Linked DNA regions of Homo sapiens: all the other regions are linked to region 1. A link is a contact called in ENCODE Hi-C or POLR2A ChIA-PET data. All regions are on one chromosome and are shown on one strand. Each heading gives the region's core, a stretch centred on a gene start or an enhancer-like site at or near the end of the contact. The rest is flanking DNA. Distances are from core to core; before and after follow the strand shown. Region 1 holds the start of ARL14EP (ARF like GTPase 14 effector protein). Region 2 holds the start of HIPK3 (homeodomain interacting protein kinase 3). Region 3 holds the start of CSTF3 (cleavage stimulation factor subunit 3). Region 4 holds the start of METTL15 (methyltransferase 15, mitochondrial 12S rRNA N4-cytidine).

Region 1 (5,614 bases), core at 1,939-4,438:
TCCAGACCCAATGAGTCAGGATCTGCATTTCAAAAAGATACCCAAGTGATTTGTAAGCACATTACAGTTTGCTATGTACTGCTTCAGATAATTCAATTAAAAAATTTAAATTTAAAATGTTTTGATATCTTCTATATTTTATAGAAGATAGCAAAAAAGAGTAAGAAAAACACAGATATGTATTTGCCTTACAGGAAGTCTAACTCTAGGGAAGATTATTGAGGGAGAGGAGATTTAAATTCGATACACTAAGGACAGAGAAAAACATCTGCTTCAATAGAAAACTGCACTGTTGAGAGCACAGCCTTTCAGGTTTTCACATTCTGATTACATGGGAAGTCTGATTCTTTCAGCATCTTGGAGCTATTTTACAACTGTCAACTGTAGATAACCAACAGCAATGCAAAATAATTGTCTGTATTCTTGTAAATTCTATCTGCTGAAGGTTCAATGGACTTCCGTCTGACTGTGGAAGCAGCCAATTTTGCCCTCACTTGCACATTTATTTCAATATTCCTGCTCTATAAACATGTCTACTTTTAATTGTCATTTAAACTGGTTATAGCATCTTACCAGTTCCTATTTTAATAATCTTTTAACGCAAGAAAAGATTAATTTGCTCCAAACACTTTGGTCAATATAAAACCTAGTACTCTTCATGGAAGAAAAAAAATCCAGCTTCTTATAGGATAACAAGCAAACCAATAACAAAAACCCCAGTTTTAGAAAGATTCACCATGGTATAAATAAAATCCAGGTTTTCAATACTTTTCAATGTCAAATAATAAAAACACTTTTTGGCAAGTTGAATTTTGCTTGAGCCCTGTGCTGGCTCCTTATTAGCTATAATTTAAAAAATCCTCCCACCCTTGAGTTAGGTAAGACTCAAGGATCCCCCCTTGTTTACCTATGACCAGGCAAAAGAAAGACCCTCCAAATTCTCATTTTTTGCTTCAACTATGAATTTATGAATAATTTGCTGATCTGCTTGGCCCTACAGATCAAGTGGAACAAAATACTTGTTAATCAAACTTTAGTTTCTCTCCTTCCCCCAGGTTCCTGAGCTTTGGCCAACTCTCAGCCAGAGCCAAGGAATAACATTCTCAGATCTACTATTAGATCAAGCCACCCTTATATCCTACTTCCTCACACCAAAACTTTCTAGCACAGTTCACTCCTTGGAGATTCTTGCAGATCTTTTGGTTCTACCCATTGCAAAAGTCCCTTTTCTCCTTTTGTGATAACCCTTTTGAATAAAGTCTCTCCTAAGTCCAGATTTCTTATCTGACATTGTCTTTTAAAAATTCTGCATAGGAGAAAATTAAGACTTTCTGCTGCCTTAGGATTGACATCACTTTACTTTAGTGCCTAAATACAGCATGTTTTGTATTCTAAGATTAACATTTAATATTTTTGTAGCACTACCTAAGAATCAAAAGAGAATGAAATAAATGTAGAATACTTTGATTAGACCTCTCCTACTACCTTAGGCAGTAAACAAAAGTATTTGCTCCTCATACAATTTGAACGCTGCCAGCTCAGGGAATTATCCAGCTTTACTTTAAAACATCAGTAGTTTTAAAGAGTTCTTAAGCATTTTCTCTTGCTGCCCATTACCAAACGGTAAGGAAGGTAGATTAGGTTGAGGAAGCTGAGAAAACTCACACGCGGCCATGATGCTTGCAAGGTCTAGGACATTATCACAGGGGTTTCGGGGTGTTAATGCAGAACACCCCCCCCACCACTAACAAAACAGCAAAACAGCCACTAACAAAACAACAGCAGAGGGAATTGAGGATTAATTAGGGAACTCACTTTTTCTTCCTAAATTTGTAGGGGAGATGCAGAAATACCCGTTCCAATATGTTAATTTCCCTTAACATAGTTTTTTAGTTTGTTACCAGTCTCCTTATTAGTGGGAAAAGTAACATTTAGAGGAAATTTAACAAAACAAAAAATTTACTTCGTTTTTAGGTCAACTGATGTCTCTTTTATGAAAAACATAAAAAAAGTTTTCATGAAATGTTTTATGAAAAAAATTAAAGGCTTTTCTTGGCATAGGGTCTTACAACTTACACAGCGTCTTCCCAGATTATCTCTTATTTAATAAAAATATAATTTAATCTACCCCTACTCCCCAAATCAGGAGCTTTAGTTATGGGTACATACGCCTACAAAAGTCACGCATCCTGCAACTGTGAACTTTTTGTGCCTGTCATCTTCAAATACTGATTACCTATAACATGACAATTGGCCCAAAGGCAAAGAGGAGAGTCTCAATCCTCAGGAAGATCTAGGTACAATAAGAAAGGTAAAGGCAATTTAAAACAAAAATATAGTCCATAACACCATTGAAAAGATTTGGTTCAAGTGTGGTAGTCAGGACATGCCAGGTACAGTGCTTAGGGCAAACATCATTTCAGGAACCTTCATAGCCACCCTGAGGAAAGTACTATCATTCTCATTTACAGATGAAGAAACTCAAGCCTAGAGCTGTTGTTATCATGCCTAACAGAGTGCCCCCAAACCCTGCAATGATTCCCAACCCAACCCTGTAAGAGGCCACATACATTTCTTCCTTAGTTCACGGCTATTTACAAATGACTAAAACCACCAGATCCGTCCAGTGGGCACCTACTAAGTTCATGGTACCGGGATGGAAAAATAAACATTAGCCTTTGGCCTCAAACGGCCAGGGTTGAAAGGATTCTGATTTGAAAAATTAAAAACAAAAATAGCAGAGATAAAGGCTGTCTACGGAGTTCAAGGCCACAATAACCCTAAGTAGTTCACGTCAAAATCGTAGCTTTGAAGGTCCTGGGCCTACAGGACAGGCGACGACCCTCAGAGAGGTCAGAGGCGGCAGAACCTGTGCTGGGCTTTGACACAAGGCGTTGCGTCGCAGATGAACTACGCGGGGGTAGGGGTGAGAGGCCCCGGCCAGCAGCTGGAAATCCCCCTCACGTGTGCGGGCCTCCTCTTCCACCTCTCCCCGGGTTCCCCCGTTACGCCGCCGGGCTCCCTCGCCACCCAGGGGCCTGTCTCCACTCTCCCACTCCTCTCCAGGGCCTCCCCCGTTCCCCTTCCACCTTAGCTTGAGCTCTCCTCCGCCCGGCTTCGGGCAAGATGCGAGTCCACACAGGCCACACTCGACCGACCGCTTCCCAGCCAGTCCCCGCGCTACCACTGAGAGGACGGCAAGCGCGGGCTAGAGGAGCTCAACGCCACCACAAAGAGACGTCCGGGAGAAGCCTAGAGCGGACACGAGGCTGGCCGCCTCCGGGGACGGAAGGGGCGGGGCGGTGTGAAGTGGCAAATGATTCAAGGCGAGGCAAGAGGTGCTTCAGATGCTGTCTTTTGCAGTCCTCCGAGAGGTTAGGGATGTGGGAGGTCCCTGGGGGCCATCTCTTACAAGACACAGTTTCCACTAAATTGGATCGTATTTGTACATCTCTACACCTGTGCGTGATAGTAAACTTTTGCACCCAAATACCCCGACCCCTGAAGGAGAGTGTGAGTTAAAAGGATCTGAAGAACGGACCCTTTGTTTAAGGTCTCACATTCTATTTCTTTAATTCAAGCGAAATATATTCCAAAATGCATCTTTTATTGTAAGCTATAAAAATAGCTATTACTTCGAGTAAAATGTAGGCTCCAGGAAGATGCTTGTAAATTTTCTCAGAACAGAAATGGTATTTTTATTGTATCCTTATTGTCTGTCACAGTATAGGTGCTCATTAATTTTTAAAGTGGGTTTTATTATCTAGAATCCAGGAGAACTGAAAGTCTCTTAAAGATTCTTGGCCTTTTAATTATCTTAAGGTCGGGATAGCAGGGAAACAAAAACTTGTTTTAAACTCCCAGTGAAAAATGAGGAACAGGTAAATAAGACAAGCCCCACCAAGGCCCAAGCGTGCTAGTAATTCTCTGCATCTACTGTAAGCTGTTTTCTGCAGTGCGTCTATGGTCCTCCCACCACTTTCATACTGCTCGCCGACTAGGCAAGCGATTTGATGCCTAGAACTAGGGAATGACAGAAAGGAAAAAACAATGAATAGTTTCTTCAACTGTGTCTGCAGGAGGTTGCATTCTGTAATTCTTTTACTGTTTACTTTGTGGTTGGCACTTTGTTAAGCAATGATTAGACAAAAACAAAATTTATTTCTGCTTCCAAGGAGCTCACAGACTAGTGAGAGAGGAATAAACAGTTAATCACAGTGTGGTGTGAAAAGTGTCATAACAGAAACACATGGATATAAACAGGATAAAATGATAGGGGCTAAAGCAGGAGCGTTCTGGGAGGAGATTAATGCCTGCATGGAACTTAATTTGATGCAATTGTGACTTCCTAGTAAACTAGGCAAGCTATCCTAAAGGTAATGAAACAGAGAAGGCTCACAGATCAAATTAAGATTATTAAATAATATAGCCTATTCAATTTAAGTATCCAGTGAAAAGGTGAAAGAGTTGTGGTAAGTGGACACACTTAGGATAAGGTGCAAGCAAGTGGAAGGACGCCATCACCTGAATCATGGGTTAAGTAATGTTCATATATCCTATCTGCCACAACAGCCTTCTCCGCTGGTGGTATACTTACGAGGACCAGAGGTGAGGTGTCAGCAAGGAGGCCCACAGGTGGAAAGTGCTTTGGGCCAATGGTACACACCTGCTTTATTGGATAGACGCAGAGAAGTATGCCTGGTCACAGCCAGAGCTTACTCGGTAAGTTGTTGAACAGATACAGGTTTTATTTGCATTTCCTGGGCAGAGCACATATGAGACTATTCTAAGTGTGACCAATGGGTGGCTGATTTAGAGGTGACATAGTTAATAGCCCAGAGATGTCATGATTGCTCATTGCTTAGTTTTTCCATCCCTTTTTGGCTATCAGTGACTCTCTATTCCATCATATTTCTATTTAACTTTGGCATGTCTTATAGTTTACTAACTTACTCTATATATTTTACATAATCCTGCCTATGTTTCACAAAGTACATGCTTACTCATATTCTATATTTAAAATATGCTAGGAGTTTTGCATTTATCTCATAAGCTACTAGCTTAGTTACTGTCTATAGTTAACACTTCTTACGCCTTTCATCCATCCCTAAGGAAACTGCAAAGCCTTTCAGTATGGGTAGAGTGGAAAGCTGGAAAGGCGCATAGGTAACAAATAATGCCCTTTTTATGCCATATTAGAGATACTGAATTTTAACCTGTGAAAACTGTAAAACTATCAGGAGTGTAGAGAATAGAAGAGAGGTGCGGTCCTGGGCTAGAGGGCCAGGTGGAAACTCTTGCCCTAACGCAGATGATTAAGAAGAGGGCCTCCATCAAGTGAGGCAGTGGCTCTATGGGTTGAAATGTGATTCCCTCCCACTCACCTCCTCCCACTGGATTTGGTAATGTCTAGAAACATTGTGGCTGTACCAGCAAGGGGTGCTACTAGTATCTAGAGGGGTAAAGGACAGGGTAACTGCTAAACACTTAACAATGCACAGGACAACCTCCCTCCTCCAACAACAAAGAACTAACTGGCTCAAGATTTCAGTAGAGCCAAGATTGAGAAACCCTAAATGAAGGACATTTAAAAGGCATAGAGATGATAGAAGTT
Region 2 (5,614 bases), core at 2,238-4,737, 2.9 Mb before region 1:
ATCAGAAAACCAGGACAGCTACAACACGAATATTTATTTTGGCAACAATAAATCAAGTTATTCTGTGTCCTCTAAGAGTTAAGAGTCAGGAATAACAACTTCTGGAAGGATATTTAAATATGGAGAATTTCCTTAGAATATCTTTGAATCTAAATATTACCATGACATCTTTTCATCTCCAAACTTAAATGTGAGGTTCCAATGGGAACTACATTTTTATGCCTTTGAATTAACCACCAATAGTGCAATTCTAATTTACCTTATCATCATACTTGGTAAACTGTTGCTATGAAAATAACATTTAATAAGTTAACTCTCTTACCTGGTAAAATAAAGTTAACTTCAAAAGTTACCAGGATAAGTCGTACTAGCATTCAAATAAAAAATAACATGCAAACAAGCATTCCATGAAATGGATGTGAATCAGGTCTGAAAAATAATATTGCGGCATTCTGAAATTTACATTTTCCCTTTCCTCCTTTCCATATGCTTTCAGGTTCATGCATCAAATATTAAAAACAAAAGTTCAATCAAAAAATTAATTTGATAGCTGCTGCTTTTTTAAGTTGCAGGGGGTGCAGGGAGGCTCTCCATATCTTGCATTAAACATAAAAACCTATGTGCCCACGCCATACTTGCAACAGCAACCTACGTCTGTAATTTACACCCTATTTTATGGTATCCAAAAAGTTAAGAGTATGATCTACAGCTTCTTTTCAAACATGTTTACAAGAAGAAGTATCTCATATAAACCATCCATTTTAATGTGACTCTAAAATCCCATGCCCAAAAGCCAATGACCAGTTTATAAGCAAGGTAATGACTAGTTCAATGGAAAATATATTTTGACAATAAACTAAGTAAGGCTGACTTATCATGTTATGATCTGCTTGCCTAATATGTATGTTTAGCTACTGTAGTCAGCAATGCCCAAATATAAAGTTGAAACATTTAATGGCCAGTTCTGTTCTAGATTTCAAACTCATCTTACTTTTTTACAACAGTTTTAATCTAAGGTTCTCCACAAATACTTTTTTCTTAGAAAAGAGATCCCCTTGGGGCGGGGGGCGGGAGGCAGAGGGGGGGATTAAGGAACAAATTTTTCCATAAGTACAAAAAAAAAAAGACATGCCCAAACATCACAAATATTTCAACACATCTCTGCCTTAACATAAATTTTAAATAAGTAAATTTCAAAAAAGAAAAATCTCAAACAGGTTAAGCATTATAGTTCAGAAATAAAAGTCCTCTACACTTTATGAATGCAGCCATAAATACACCAAGAAATATTTCATTGACTTAAAACTAAATAACTGTATCTGGCTGGTAAAATTGCAATTACTGATAAGTGGCACGAAAGCATAAGATAATCAATAAAACTATGAAAACTTTTTTTACAAAAGGTCAGTCATATTTTGTTTACTTAAAATACTAAGTTTAATCATGACCTATCTAAACCTTATCATTGCTCATTGTATAAAATTAGCACTGCACTTGCAAACATAAGCAGAATCTAGACTTATCAAACATATGGTGAGACTTCACCAGCTTCTGAAAAATTAAATAATATAGGATTAAAATGTCTTAGTTGGGTAAGCAGTAACCACCGTTACGGCTCAAGACTTTTCATCAAAAATTTGATCAGAAAGGAAACCTCTTTAAAAATTTTAAAGAGCCCAGCAACTAAAACTTTGAAATTAACTGAGATGGTTTGAATGAATATAAGTACTCCCACTTCAGAAGCTACAGCTAAAAGCAAATACCTAAAATAGCAAAAAGGGAAAAAGTGTCAGCAGATCTCCAAACTACTAGAAAGTACGCAAAAGCACACGCAGACTGGTTTGCCAGCTAACTTTTCCGGCCCTGTACCAGACAGACATCAAAACAAAGTTTACAATAGAGCCAACCATGCGCTTTCCCTCTAAACTGGACGATAAACTGAAATTTTTTGCTGTTGCTAATAGAAGCCCCTTATTATAATTAGAAGCAGCCAACTGACAGGTGGAAAAACAAATTCCCTAACAGGGCAGTAAGAGGTTGTGAAAACACGGTTCAAGGCCTGAACGTGTTACGACTACTCTGTAACAAGTCCAAGGTAATTTACGCACACACTCTTCAGCGCAATTCCTCAAGCAGAGATGAGACGGGAACAACAGGATTCCCCGAGAGCCACATACCATTTTACAACAGCCGTCTCCCTCCCGACAGAGAAACAGACATTTTCATCCAAAGTCTTTCCGCCAGTTCTCCCAGTGCGGCGAAGGGAAGCGGGCGGCAGCCACCGTAACGAGAGAAGCCGGCAACAGCCCCGCCGCGCGGCCGCCACGCCTTCCTCCCGCCGCCGCTGGGGACGCGGAGCCGCGGATCACATTTCTCCTCCCCAACAATCACACACACGCACGCACGTCCCCAGAGTTGACACCCTGCAAACCCGCTGCTCCGCGACGCTGGGGACGGGGCCACAAAGCCCGGGACGCGGCCATCGGCTGGGGTGCTCAAGCTGCGTGCCTGCGCGTTTGTTTGTTCCCCTTAATGAAAGGAAAGGGATCTCCGTAGTTACGGCCTAGGACTGCGGAGGGGGAAGAGAGGCTCCCCGTGGGACTAAACAAAACTTCGGTTGCTGGGAAGAGCCGTTGCGCAACCTTGGCAGGGGGAGGGGGGGCCGAGGCCCCCGGGCCCCGGCCAGGCGCGGCTTCCCGGAGGCTACGGCCCCCGCGTCCGGCGGCCCAGGGCCTGGCGTGGCGCCGGCTTCGAGGGAGCGGCTCATACCGGGCCACACTGCAGGGGCTAGGGCGGAAACTGGGAGCACGAGAGCGCTGGGGATGCGGATGGGGCACGGGACGCGCAATGAGTGCGGGCTGCGCCGGAGGTGTCGGGCCAGGCCCGGGTCAGGCTTGGGGTCCGCTGGCCGCGGAGCCCGCAGACGGAGCCGATCCCCCCACCCCGGGGTGGCGGCGCCCCTCGCTCGACTCCCTTACCTTCCTAGAGGCCCGCGCTCTCTCCTCTTCGGGCGGCCGCAGCCCTGAGCATGTCCGGGGTGGGGCGCAGGGCCGTGCCGGGGACCGGGAGCCAGGCGCTTCAGCAGGCGGCACCACCCAGCCCGGGCTCAGCCCCTCTCCGCGGCCGCTGCCATCTTGTCCTGGCGGCTGAGAGGAAACGGCGAAACACCCTCCCCCGACCGCTGCTGCTGCTGCTGCTGCTCTGGCTGCTAAGCGCCGGGCCCGTCTCCCTCATCTTCCTTCCCGGGGATTTGGGGTGGGGACGGCTTGGCTAGGGCGAGGGGTAGTGGGAGGCCGGTCGGCCTCCGGCTACTGGGGCCTACGGGCGACGCAGGGTGCGGGGCCCACGGCGATTGGGGCCCATTCCTGACGCCCCGGCCGGGAGCGGAGAAGGAAGACTGGCGGGAGTGGTGGCGACGGCGGGGCCTGCGGCTTGATCTCCTCAGGTCGCCGCGATGCCGGCAGTCGTCACTGAGGCAGCTGCCACCAGCCGCCCCAGCCTCGGGCCCCTCCTCCGCGCTCGTCGGCCTCGGCCACCGCCTCCGCAGCGCCACCGCCCGCCCGGCAGCGCTGCGCGCCCAGCCCGGGCGGCTCCGCTCCGCTCCGGCCGCGGCGCCTCCGTGAAGCCCCTCCCCGGGGTCCGCCCGCCAGTCCGCAGCCGCGCCCTTGTTGCCCGGAGCCCGCCTGCCAGCCCGTGCGGCCCCAACCCGGAGTCCCGCAAGCCAAGCCTCCCGCGAAAGAAGCATCCGTCAGCCCGGCTCTGCTGTTCTGAACCTCACTCCATGCCCCCTCCGCCAGAAATACACATTTTTAAAAAAGATCCCAATACCCGAAGAAAGGATGAAGATGCGGAAGCAGGATTTTACAGGCCTTTCGAGATCCCGGAACCGTAATTAAGGATCTGTTTCTCGGCATTTGGTCGTTAAAGGTCCCAAAATAAGTAAAGGGGAAATGCTCAAATGAACGACCTCAATCTAAACTAGGTTCTACCCGCTCCCCTATCCCAAAGAGTGAAGAGAATTGTAAAGCCAGGTTCAAGGACGGGGGAAGGGTCCTCTTGGAAATTTTAAGAGCATCTCTACTGTCCAAAACCCCATAATTGTGAAGTTCGCCCACCTCCACATTGGTAATTCTCCGTTAAATTAGTCGGTTTAACTCCCAAAGACTAGTTTCTTTCCTCCTGGAGATTAGGAAATCAACAGAATGGCCTGTTTCAGCTTACATAATCGTGGAACCATAGAATTTTAGGAATGAAAGAAGCTTTGCGATCCTTGGTCCCAACTCTTACACTCAGGAGTTCCAAGAAGTTTAGGTGACATGACCAAGGTTATACAGTAAAGCCCATGTCTCCCACCCCATCTTTCCTCCTTTTCCCTAGGAAACAAATGGCTTTCTAATACCTCACATTCAGAGTTGATTTTCTTTTATACCCGTTTCCTCAGGTTCCCTTTGTTCTGAATCAATGTCTAACCTTTTGGGAAACAAACACCTTTCTGGAATGGAAGTGTCCTTTCTTTGTTTCCTTCATAATCTTCACTAGCAAGATTGAATTTACCAGAGATGTATTTATTCCCAGAAATTTTCTATTGCAGTAACTGGGGCAGGGCAAAGGGAGTGGCAAATTGCTGCATACATAATACACATTTAATCCCTGCTGCTCTTCAAACCGGAAGATGAGTATTTTGGATAATGCCTTTAAGAGACAAAGGAGGCCGGGCGCGGTGGCTCGCACATGTAATCCCAGCACTTTGGGAGGCTGAGGCGGGTGGATCACCTGTGGTCAGGAGTTCAAGACCAGCCTGGCCAACATAGTGAAACCTGGTCTCTACTAAAAATGCAAAAATTAGCTGGGCGTGGTGGCGGGCGCCTGTAATCCCAGCTACTCGAGAGCTGAGGTAAGAGAATCGCTTGAATCGCTTGAGCCACTGCACTCCAACCTGGGCGACAGGGAGAGACTCTGTCTCAAAAAATAAAATAAAAGAGAAAGGATAGTATGCCCTGAGGCCACTGGAAATAACACTTTCGAATGACAGTTGTTTTCAGGTTAGAGAGGATAACCAGCTGAAAAGGCTTCCAATATAGAAGAACAAAACAATGGCTGCCTTTCAGAGAGATAGCCTATGAACCATTCCTTTTCACTTAGTATTTCGTTACTTTTTATTTTTCTTAAGAACAATAGTCAAAAGAATCAAAGAGGATAAAATCATTTACTCAACGGAGAAAGCTACAATAGTAGAAAAATCTGTCAGGAGGAACAGAGAAACTATTCCACTAGAACTTCAAATTTCAGAATTTTTGCAGACATTTAAGGAGGCCATCTCTAATGGAAGGCTTCCATTCCCTGTATTTGCTACATCCATGAAGAGATGGAAATGAGAGACAAGGATTTATTTTCCTTTCTATCTCCTGCATGTTGCTACTCACTACACTATATATTCCAGGAGGGGATTCATTCATCTTTTTTTTTTTTTAGATGAAGTCTCGCTCTATTGCCAGGGTTCAAGCAATTCTCCTGCTTCAGCCTCCCGAATAGCTGAGACTACAGGCATGCCCCACCATACCCAGCTAATTTTTGTACTTTTAGCAGAGACGGGGTTTTACCATGTTGGCCAGGA
Region 3 (5,614 bases), core at 2,066-4,565, 2.8 Mb before region 1:
GGTGGTAGTTATACAGGTATTCATTGCATTATTATTTAAACTTTTATCTCTATATTTGTTAAAAACACTGGAAAAAATGAGGGCCAGGCGCCATAGCTTACACCTGTAATCCCAACACCTTGGGAGGCCAAGGCAGACGGATTGCTTGAGTCCAGGAGTTCAAGACCAGCCTGGGCAACATGGTGAAACCCTGTCTCTACTAAAAATACAAAAATTAGCCAGGCATGGTGGCAGGCGCCCATAATCCTAACTACTCAGAAGGCTGAGGTAGGAGAATCGCTTGAACCTGAGAGGCAGAGGTTGCAGTGAGCCAAGACCGTGCCACTGCACTCCAGCCTGGGCGACAGAGGGGGACCCTGTCAAAACAAAACAACAAACTGGAAAAAATGGCATTTGAGACAAACTTTGAAAGAGTATGAATACTGTTTTAAGACTTTGTTGTTCTTACATCAGTTCAATAAAGAAAAATCAGAAAACAGATAAAAAGAGTAAATTTATGTGACACACAATGTAGATATAACCACTTTTAATTTTTTTAAGCTATATACAGGTTGAGGCTGGATGTGGTGGCTCACGCCTGTAATCCCAGCACTTTGGGAGGCCAAGGCCAGTGGATCACCTGAGGTCAGGAGTTCAAGACCAGCCTGACCAATATGGTGAAATCCTGTCTCGACTAAAAATACAAAAATTAGCCCGGTGTGGTGGTGGGAGCCTGTAATCCCAGCTACTAAGGAGGCTGAGGCACGAGAATCACTTGAACCCAGGAGGCAGAGCTTGCAGTGAGCCGAGATCGCACCACTGCACTCCAGCCTGGGTGAAAGGGCGAGACTCAGTGTCAAAAAAAAAAAAAAAAAAAAAAAAAAAAAAAATATATATATATATATATATATATATATATATATATATATATATATATATTTATAACAGGTTGAGTATCCCTAATTCAAAAATCTGGGCCAGGCGCGTTAGCTCACGCCTGTCATCCCAATCCTTGGGGAGGCCGAGTTGGGTGGATCACTTGAGGCCAGGAGTTCAGACCAGCTTGGCCAACATGGTGAAACCCCTTCTTTACTAAAAATACAAAAAAATTAGCCAGGGCGGTGGCAGGCGCCTGTAGTCCCAGGTACTTGGGAGGCTGAGGCAGGAGAGTGGAGTGAACCCAGGAGGCGGAGCTTGGGAGCTTGCAGTGAGCCGAGATTGTGCCACTGCACTCCAGCCTGGGCGACAGAGCGAGACTCCGTCTCAAAAAAAAAAAAAGAAAAAGAAAAAATACAAAAATTAGCCGGGCGTGGTGGCGCACGCCTGTAATCCCAGCTACTCAGGAGGCTGAGGCAGGAGAATCGCTTGAACCTGGGAGGTGTAGGGTGCAGTGAGCCGAGATCGCACCACTGCACTCCGGCCTGGGCGACAGAGCAAGACTCTGCCTCAAGAGAAAAAAAAAAAAAAACCTAAATGTTCCAAAACTCAAAACGCTCCAAAATCTAACTTTTTAAGCACTGACATGACTCTCAAAGGAAATGCTCATTGGAGTATTTCAGATTTTGGATTTTCAGATTAGGATGCTAAAGTGGTAAGTATATATACGTAAAACACTTTCATATTCTGCTTTTCTTCATTTAATACGGTGGTTGCCTTTCTGTCAGTCATCGTACATTAGCATCAGTTTGCTGTGTGATATTCCATTGCAGAGATAAATCTTGTGATATTTTTAACCAGTCCTCCATTGCTGGATGGTGCAATGAACATCTGTTAATACATATCTTTTGCTCATGTGTCTGATTATTTTAAGGGTAAGATTTCAGCCTGTGGAAAGGGAGTAAGTGTAAGTTTGAGCAGAGGAAAGGAGACCTAAAAGAATAAGGCGAGTCTGGGAACAGTTCACTAGGTTATTTTAGGGCATTGGACCCCCGTAGGCGAGAAATGCTTGCAGACATCTAACGATGACGCTTAAATGGAAGAGCAGTTTGAGAAGATTTAGTATCATTTAATTTTTTATTTTTTATTTTTTTTGAGACGGAGTCTCGCTCTGTAGTCCAGGCTGGAATCTCGGCTCACTGCAACCTCCGCCTCGCGGGTTCAAGCGATTCTCCTGCTTAAGCTTCCCGAGTAACTGGGACTACAGGCGCAAACCACCACGCCCGGCTACTTTTTTTGTATTTTTGGTAGAGACGAGATTTCACCAAGTTGGCCAGGTTGGTCCTGAATTCCTGACTTTATTTATTTATTTTCTGAGACGGAGTCTCGCTCTGCCGCCCAGGCTGGAGTGCAGTGGCGCGATCTCGGCTCACTGCAAGCTCCGCCTCCCAGGTTCACGCCAGTCTCCTGCCTCAGCATCCGGAGTAGCTGGGACTACAGGCGCCCGCCACCACGCCCGGCTAATTTTTTTTTGTGTGTGTGTGTATTTTTAGTAGAGACGGGGTTTTACCGTATTAGCCAGGATGGTCTCATCTCCTGACCTTGTGATCCGCCCGCCTCAGCCTCCCAAAGTGCTGCGATTACAGGCGTGAGCCACCGCACCTGGCCTAGAACTCCTGACTTTAAATGATCCATCCGTTTTGGCCTCCCAAACTGCTGGGATTACAGGCGTGGGCCACCGCGCCCAGTCAATCTCATTTAATCTTAATGCCAGGTACTGTTCTAACACTTTTCTATGTATAATTTATTTCACTTGCAGGTACTATTATTATTCCCATCTATAGGCCAGAAAGCTGAGGTACGAAGTTTAATTACCAGAGTTACTTATCTTCGTTAAAATCCAAGCAGTCTGGGCTACAAACAATTATACCTACTTTGCAGTCAAGGAACCAAGCTGAGATGTTGAGCTGAAAACCCAGGTCTCAGACTTCAAAGCTTTCTACACAAGAGTCGACGGTGGCAGTAAAAATTAATGGGGGCTTGATCTATCCCTCCCACCCCCAAGAAAAGTAAAAAGCAGGAGCTGGGACCAGAGAAAACCTCCACGGAGTCCTTATCCCCTAAATATAAGAGGCATTTAACGTTTAGCATTGCTGACCTGCAATCAGGCTTCAACTGTGAGTAGCCAGGCTCTAAAGCTTGATAACTGAATTCCAAAAAGCGCGCGAGCCTCCAGGCGAAACAGCTTCCCGCCTTCCAGCCGGTTGGAGCCGGCTCAGCAACAGCCTCTCCAAGCCAGGGTAGTGACGTCAGCCCAGGAATTGGGCCCGCCCCGGGATCTCGCTGCTTTCTGCACGCTCGGAATAACCAGAGTCGCGAAATTAGCCCCGCCCACTGCCCCGGAAGTTAATGCGGAAGCCACACACCTCCTCCTCGGCCGGCAGGGGCGCAGCCATTTTAATTCATATTTGAGTGGGCGGTGGCGATTGGTGTTGGCGGTCTGGCTCAGCTGGGCAGGGGGTAACTTTACTGATTTGGGGGTGGTTTTTAGTTTAATTTTTCTTTTCTAGCTTCCCATCGACGGTCAGTGCGCACGTTGTAATCAGCTGAGGCCATGTCAGGAGACGGAGCCACGGAGCAGGTGAGGAAGGAGAGTGGTGGGGCCTCGTGGCGACCTCTTCTCCACGTCTGTTCCTCCGACTGCTCCAGACATGTTCGGCTGAGGAAGGAATTGGGTCTAGTGAACCCGGGGGACAGGGTATATAGAAGAGTGGTGGGAATGGGGAGCAAGATCTAAGATTTAATTTTTTTTTTTTTACTTCTCTCTCTTAGGCATGAATACGAGTAAATACTTGATTTAGACAATAGCGGTAGGCTGCTTCGTCCTATTTAGATTCATGGGACTACTCCAGATGGGATGCTTTCCTTTGATATCGTTTTGGTATTAGAGTGGATAGGAATTATTTTAACGTGCACCCGACGTTTTAGAAAAACTTGACAGTGTTTCTTTTACCCCGCCAAATATACTGTACCCAGAAATAGGTTACTAGTTTGAGAAATATTTGAGACAAAGCTAATCTGGAGAATTAAGACTTAATGAGAGCGAGTGAAGAAAGAAGCAAGTTATGCTGAGGTTTTGGGAATTTTGTGGCTTTCTTTCGTTTTCTTTTCTTTTAGCCACATTTCGTTTTCATTTTTCCAGCTACATAAACATTGCAGGTATAAGTTGAAAATGAGAAGTCTGTTTTGGCCACTGTAAATAAAAGCATCTGTTTTAATAGTAAATATGAGTGACAACTAAATATTTTAAAATTCACACTTTTAGGTTAGATCAGTGTGATTTGTTTCTTTTGCTCTTTGTATTCAGAATTTTGTAGGATAGTATTTACCTTTTAGTGTGAAAGAGGAAGCTAAATAGTTATGAAAAATGCCATTAAATGTGTTTTTCGATCTAAGTCCTGGTGTGTTTAGATAAATACAGTTTCTAAAATGGAGGCTAGGTAGCCTGCAGTCTCAATTTCCTGAAATTTCCCATTGCCATAGCAACGACATGCACTTAGGTTTTCGTTTTTCAGGTTCCCTAGCTTATAACGTGGAAGATGTTATTGGAGGTTGGCAGAGATGAGGCAAAATAGGAGCGTTCTATTGCATAGTCTGTAAGACTGTAGATTTCATTATGTCGGCAGTTTGATTAAATTGTTTTGTGTTTGCCCGAGGACTGGTTTCAGTCCAGAAATCTTCGCACTATTTACATTTTACATAGTGTTAGCATGCCCAAGCATGCAAAGTCTTAAAATTACTGTATCAAAACTGTTTACCCCTTTTCTGATCTAGTATTTGTTATCTGAAAGTGAAGGACTAATGAACTGAGGTTTCATTGAAAGTTTTCGAAATTCATTGTTAATTCTTAGAATTTATCTAAAATTACAAAGACACGGAAATGTTACCATGACCTCTTGAATGTTTTAGAACTGTGGTGTTTCAGTGGGACAGATGGTGGTGAAAATTTATAGAAAAATAATTTCTCCCAAAGGTTTTATTGTGCAAAGTTTAGAACATAGAGAAAAGTTGAAAGAAAAGTGCAGTGAACACCTGTAGGACAACTCTTCGCCTGGAATCAACAGCTGAAAGCCTTGCCATATTTGCTTTATCTCCCCATGCTGATAGATTGAGAACAGAGTCTTTGTCACTCACACTAGAGTGCTGTGACGCCATCACAGCTCACCATAGCTTCGACCTCCCTGCGCTCTGTGATCCTGCCACCTCAGCCTCCTCCGTAGCTGGGAGTACAGGCGCGCGCCACCATGCCCAGCTAATTTTTTTTTTTTTTTTTTTTTTTTTTTTGAGATGGAGCCTTGCTCTGTCGCCCAGACTGGAGTGCAGTGGCGCGATTTCGCCTTACTGCAGCCTCCGCCTCCCGGTTCAAGCGATTCTCCTGCCTCAGCCACCCCAGTAGCTGGGATTACAGGCGCCCACCACCATGCCCCGCTAATTTTTGTATTTTAAGTAGAGACGGGGATTTTGCCACGTTGCCCAGGCTGGTCTCGAACTCCTGACCTCAAGTGATCCGCCTACCTCTGCCTTCCAAAGTGCTGGATTTACAGGCGTGAGCCACCGTACCTGGCCTAATTTTTGTATTTTTTTTGTAGAGACAGGAATTCACCATGTTGCCCAGCCTGGTCTGGAACTCCTGGGCTCAAGCGATTCACCCACCTCAGTGTCCCCAAGTGTTGGGATTACAGACAGGCACGAGCCACCA
Region 4 (5,614 bases), core at 1,282-3,781, 2.2 Mb after region 1:
GGAGTCAGGAAAACTGCCTCTGTGATCTCCTAGTTAAGTCATTTAACTTTTCTCTACAAGCAAAGTTCACTTTTGGCTGTTGAGAGCATAAAATTGCCAGATTACTCTTTTAATTGTGAAAACACACAGGTGAGTGATGCCCATGAAGGATACTCCCTCAAGGGCTCTAACAATTATAATCATTGCAGTCAATTTTGTCTGGCAGGGAAATCCTGTTTGAAAATGTAATTTTTAAGGACAAAAACGCGACGTGGCGGCTGGCACACGAACGCTGAGAAAGTGAAAGAGGTTCTAAGGAAAGAGAAAAATACACCCTTTTGCCTAAGAATTACGCTCTGACGAGGAAAAACTATTCGGAAACTTCCAAACCCAGGTTGAAGGCGTGTTGAAGAGAGGGAGAGGGTCAGGGGCGTATTTTTCTTTTGCTCCGGACGAATCCAGCGACCCCTGTGGAGTACCCCCAAAGGTTTGGTGGTTTCCAAAACGAGTTCCCGGGACTCGGTCCCCTTCTCCTCACCTGAAGCACGAAGACTTCTCAGCTGGCCTCTAACTCGGGCCAGCGACTACCACTACGGTCCAGGAGAACCTGAATGCGCCGCGCGTCTAGGTCCTGCCCCTGGGGGAAACTTGTAAGGACGGACAGATTGGGTCCACGTCCGCCCAAGCAACTGAGGACCGTCTGCCTTTGGTTCCGCTGTTTCCAGCCTCAGCTGCCAAAGGGTCCTGTTGGCCTGGGGTTTCCAAACGACTTTCCTGGGGGAAATAAATAAGACCTCACTATTGCCATGTTTAAATTCACTTTTACTTTTTCCATTTTTATTTTTTGGTCTGAAACAACTTTAAATCTAACTTTTCATTTATCCTTATCTCTGCTCTTTGGTTTACAATGAAAGTATATTAAACTTGTATTCTGATAACACAGCAGTTATACTCCAATTTTTAACTAAAAGTGGGAATTTCTGTCTCATTAGCTCTATGTTTAGAAACTACAAGGAGCAAGGTGGCACAGTAGTGGGATTGATTGTAATGTCAAAATCTCTCTGCTTTAACCAAATGTACAATTCCTTTAAAATATGGACCTCATCATCTGAACACTGTTAAATGGCAAGTGTAACACTGAATTTGAAATCTAAAGTACTTGGATTAGGTGTGAAAACATCTGTGGCACTGATAAACCTTATACAATGTGGGTGTCAAAAAAGACAAACTTTAAAACACTTCTATTCTTCACCAATGATCCATGCAATTTTACAAGCAACTGGCAAAATATGCATATTTTCAGACTGGATTAAGATATTCTCTTAATGTCACTTAATCCAGAAAGTATTTCAGAGACAAATGACTCAATTCTGAATTGCCTTGCCTGTATAGTTCAAGACAAAATTTTGTGTTAGGAATTTTCTGAAAACTTCAGTTTTCTCTCAGAAAAATGAAAATAATATTACCTACGTCTCATGGGCTGTTTTGAGAATTAACTGAGAGACCATATGTAAAGGGACTAATAAAATACCTGGGAAGTCAAAACGTAAAGTACTATACAATGAGTTCTTACTGGAAATAAAGACATCTCGATTTTATTACCAAGACCAGCAGCACACAAATAACCATTTCATTAGCTAAGATACACGTAATACAGCCAAAAATAAGTAGTAGCTTTATTGATCCTCTGTCTAGTGATCAGAAACAATAATATAACATGCATCACATACAGTACACAATACTCCCGATTTTCCTCAACAGGAAATAAATGTCCATAATACAGAGGTTTCCATATATTGTTGCATTTATAATACTCTGCATGGGTATGAGTCATCCTATTTATAAAGTGATATTGAATCCACAAAATATAAGCTCCAAGAGGGAAGAGTTTGATTCCATTGCATACTATTGTGTCTAAAATCTAAATAATTGCTAAATGGATACAATAACAGTAATATATAGAACAATGAAATTCAGATACTGTTATTAAAAACACCCTGCCAAATAAAGTTATTTTAGCAAACGTATTTCCGATTTGTTCCAGGTATTTTCTCTCTTTTTAAAGTGTCTATGCTGAAATAATATCTATAACCTGGGACTTAAAAAAAATCACTTCACCTAATAATAAACCAAGCCAAAATCTTTAAATTTATTTTGTTATGCCATCATTAGACAGAGAATGTAAAAAGTAACCAAACAGAAAATAGTTTCACGGTCAGTACTAATGGGAGTAGGCCTGGAAGTCCTGAGAAATGAAGCCTGAGGCCTCAACCCAAAAGATCTCCAATTAATTCAGGTGAAGAGACCCCACATTTTGGCCCATATTAATGTGTCTGGAAGAAACAGGTCCCTACAACTTCTTGGAGGCCTCACTACTCAGAGAAAAGAAAATAAACACCCAGAACCCATTAATCCACACCCAAACTCCACCTCTCCCCCTAGCAGAGGGCATAGGCCAACCCCTGCCCGCAGCAGTCTCACTCACACCCTTAACTCTGGGACCGGGCCCTGCACCCGCCGGTCTACAGGAGGCCTGGTGATCTCAAGTGGCTGCCTCCCACCAGCAGCTCCGGCCTAGCCCCGCCCACTTTGGCCACCGCCTCCGGAAACGGCCGCGCGCGTTGCCACGGTGACGAGCAAGCAAAGAGCTTCCCCTGCGCAGCCAGGCTGAGCTTCTTGGCGCCAAGCTGCCGCGAGCCGTGACAGCGTCCGACGTGATGACATCACGCGAGCGGCAGCCAATGAAACGAAGCGCTGAGGAAAGTGGCTTGGGTTTGAATATTGTGGTTGAGTCTGAAGCGCTGGGAGGCGGACATTAAAGTGAAGTGGTTGCGGTAACCTGGCCTGGGCCTGAAGTGAGTGAGAGGCACATGAAGGTAAAACTGGACTCTGGGACGCTCCTTTTGGTGACTTGTATTATTGGGAACGGAGGGTCCTGCCGCTTCAGGTCTAGAAGACCAGGTGGGCTTCTTGACAAACACAGAAGCGTTGAGGGGTGGGGGATCAGGGTACCTGGGGAGAAAGTGAAAGGAAAAAGGGATTCGAGAACCTGCTAAGAGCACAGCTCTGCTTGACCGTAATCCTCGACTGCTCAGCTGGAAGGGCAGGGATCTCCTTAAGTCCTGAGAGGAAGTCTTAAGTTTTAAAGGGCATCTTGGCCCCTTTCCCAGACTGGCAGAGAACTTTAACTGCCCAGCACCTTGTAGTGTCAGCTTTTTTCCGGACTCCAAATTGGGAGTGTTTTGTTTCAGACTCACATATAAGCGTACCCAGGGGCTTACCTATCAAACGAGGAGCTTTTGTTCATCACTGCATAAAATTTTTGTCTGAAGAGCTTTAACTGTTAGTCTTGCACTGGTCAATCGGGAACCCCTCCTGAGCCCCAGTTGTAGGTAGCATCGAGATAAAAGCCGCTCTGACTGCCTAACGGGATTGCCGAGGATCAGATGAGGTACGGAAGAGATACTGTTTGGCAAATGCTCTGCAGATGAAATTAAACTGTAAACATTTAGAATCAGTCCTATAGTCTGTTCTTGGTTTCCGCAGGACTTTTTTTTTTTTTTAGGAGCTCATTAGTCACTCAGTTACAGAGAAGCCAAGACTGACTGCTGTTTATTATATGAGAAGAGAGTATTTGACCAGAATGAACTGATTTTGTGGTATAATATATAGTTTAGATTATGGATAATTAGGTAGAAATTTAGGCACTCTACAGATTTTAATTTTTAGTGTCATTCCACCACGTCTAGCCTCCTGTTTCGTTTTTGTAAGGTTTTTATAAACTTTGATGCTAGAGAATGTGATATCCAATGACTAGATAGTGCTTCTTATTAAGTTCATAGTTTGTAAGAACTATTTCAATAAACAAAGATTATCTACAAAGCACAATCACAAAGAAAAAAACTTAAAAGATTATCTGCCTTTAATAGTAGTAATTAATCTCCTTTTCTATTATTTATTCATTTATTTGAGACAGAGTCTCGCTCTGTGGTCCAAGCTGGAGTGCAGTGACGTGATCGCTGCTCACTGCAACCTCCACCTCCCAGGTTCAAGCAATTCTCGTGCCTCAGCCTCCCGAGTAGCTGGGATTACAGGCGTTTGCCACCACACTCGGCTAATTTTTGTATCTTTGGTAGAGACGGGGATTCACTGTGTTGGCCAGGCTGGTCTCGAACTCCTGACCTCAAGCCATCTGCCCGCCTCGGCCTCCTAAAGTGCAGGAATTACAGGTGTGAGGCAGGGCACCCAGCCCTTCCTCTTCTACTATTGAAAAGTATTTACAAATACATAATATTTTTATATTGAAAGTGCATCTTGTCCCATCATAGAAATACCCCAAATCAATTAAGAGACACGATAAAAATGATTTTTTTTTTTTTTTTTTTTTTGCTGACAACTGTGAAAACTAAGAGGAAAAAAAATAGCTCAGCTGTCAGTGCCGGCCTTCCCTCCAGTTGAACCTTTTATTCTTCCCTGATGGTTGTAAGTTGGTGGGAGTAGTGCCCCCAAGACTGATATTCCAAAAAGAGCTTTAAGATGGACTGTAGATGATAGTGTTGAGTATCGTTTTCAGTCCTATACAGTGTTTGTTGAATCTGAATCTAATTCAGGTTTGAGTTTGTATTTAATATATCATAACTGTCACTCTACTTCTGTATCATTGTTTGGAAGCATTCTCTTCTGATTCCAGTAGAACCTAGCTGTTAATAACATGGACTTTAGATTTGTACCCGTTAAGGAGTTTGTGTTTTATTCTTCTGGTGAGAAGTCATTGGAGACTTTAGAGCAGGTGAATGCCATGTGATGCATCACATGATCTGAATGCTTTTGATGAACGTATCAGTGAATACAATCAATGAATTAAATTTATTATAGTACTTTCATAAAATTAGGGGTGAATCTTTGACTGAATTGACTTATATTTGACATTTGGTTGCCCACTTGTTACGTCATCTTGGAAAAGTTACTTATCCTAAGGCTAAGTCTTTGTTTTTGTAAAATGGAAATACTACTACAACCTACCTTACGTGATTATTATAAGGATTGAATGCAATGACGAATGTCAAGTGTTTACTATAATGCATGAGACAGAGTGTACATACTCAAATGAAAAGCATTGTTGTTCATTATTAATAATTATCACCATATCAACCTAATCTAAGCATTGTTAAAGCATACTTATTGAGAATGGCCACTCTGTGATATCTGACAAGTACAGAGAAATCATAATCAGTTTTATTTTCACATTCAAGAGCTCCTGTGCCAGGCCCTGAGGTTTCTATCAAAAGTAAGGAAATATAAGAGAGTGGTACCAGAAGCTGAGTTTTGGGGGAAATAGGGAGATTTTGGTCAAAGGGTACACTTTAAGTTATAAGATAAATAAGTTCATGGCATTTAATGTACAGCATCAATGGTGATAGACGTATTAATTTAATTGTGGTAATCATTCCATTGTGTATAAGAATATGAGACCATCACATTGTACATCTTCGTTTTATACAATCTTTGCCAATTAAATGTTTTAAAATTTCTAAAAAAGTAAGCAATATATATATTTTTAACTTCTATAAGAAAATTTCTGAGGGTTATATATTTACATCAGGGAGAGTAGTGATTAAGTATTTGGCCTTTAGAT

Evidence for each region. Hi-C counts contacts between places; a loop is a spot of excess contacts on that map. ChIA-PET counts read pairs that join two places held with the same protein, here RNA polymerase II (POLR2A). Pooled maps may share reads with other maps.
Region 2: a map of CD4-positive, alpha-beta T cell shows a loop between it and region 1 (6-fold over the local background). The contact joins the promoter of HIPK3 here to the promoter of ARL14EP in region 1. A Hi-C loop is called at or near these places in 1 of 168 maps with a recorded cell type or tissue (CD4-positive, alpha-beta T cell), 2 of 37 single-sample maps with no recorded cell type and 8 of 50 pooled maps.
Region 3: a map of B cell shows a loop between it and region 1 (39-fold over the local background). The contact joins the promoter of CSTF3 here to the promoter of ARL14EP in region 1. A Hi-C loop is called at or near these places in 3 of 168 maps with a recorded cell type or tissue (B cell, CD8-positive, alpha-beta T cell and naive thymus-derived CD4-positive, alpha-beta T cell) and 11 of 50 pooled maps. POLR2A ChIA-PET finds 5 or more read pairs at or near these places in 1 of 52 experiments (activated T-cell).
Region 4: a map of CD8-positive, alpha-beta T cell shows a loop between it and region 1 (9-fold over the local background). The contact joins the promoter of METTL15 here to the promoter of ARL14EP in region 1. A Hi-C loop is called at or near these places in 5 of 168 maps with a recorded cell type or tissue (CD4-positive, alpha-beta memory T cell, CD8-positive, alpha-beta T cell, naive thymus-derived CD4-positive, alpha-beta T cell and 1 more), 7 of 37 single-sample maps with no recorded cell type and 19 of 50 pooled maps. POLR2A ChIA-PET finds 5 or more read pairs at or near these places in 4 of 52 experiments (A549, CD4-positive, alpha-beta T cell, activated CD4-positive, alpha-beta T cell and 1 more).

What each region holds. Positions count from the first base shown.
Region 1 is chr11:30,320,678-30,326,291 of GRCh38, reverse strand. It overlaps ARL14EP (ARF like GTPase 14 effector protein), which reads right to left and starts at 3,188. Exons shown (of 4, transcript NM_152316.3): 1 at 3,090-3,188. It overlaps ARL14EP-DT (ARL14EP divergent transcript), which reads left to right and starts at 3,346. Exons shown (of 2, transcript NR_187437.1): 1 at 3,346-3,374. RefSeq lists silencers at 2,959-3,088, 4,743-4,802 and enhancers at 3,159-3,408, 2,921-3,526.
Region 2 is chr11:33,255,254-33,260,867 of GRCh38, reverse strand. HIPK3 (homeodomain interacting protein kinase 3) reads right to left here and starts at 3,487. Exons shown (of 17, transcript NM_005734.5): 1 at 2,979-3,487. RefSeq lists enhancers at 2,013-2,102, 2,143-2,192 and silencers at 2,533-2,732, 2,803-3,142, 3,403-3,732.
Region 3 is chr11:33,159,181-33,164,794 of GRCh38, reverse strand. CSTF3 (cleavage stimulation factor subunit 3) reads left to right here and starts at 3,315. Exons shown (of 21, transcript NM_001326.3): 1 at 3,315-3,496. The coding sequence starts at 3,470. It overlaps CSTF3-DT (CSTF3 divergent transcript), which reads right to left and starts at 3,138. Exons shown (of 4, transcript NR_034027.1): 1 at 3,014-3,138. RefSeq lists enhancers at 2,931-3,350, 4,086-4,953.
Region 4 is chr11:28,105,305-28,110,918 of GRCh38, reverse strand. METTL15 (methyltransferase 15, mitochondrial 12S rRNA N4-cytidine) reads right to left here and starts at 2,531. Exons shown (of 7, transcript NM_001113528.2): 1 at 2,467-2,531; 2 at 518-753. KIF18A (kinesin family member 18A) reads left to right here and starts at 2,763. Exons shown (of 17, transcript NM_031217.4): 1 at 2,763-2,855. RefSeq lists enhancers at 398-627, 2,236-2,315, 2,502-3,025, 3,226-3,485, 3,026-3,550 and 1 more.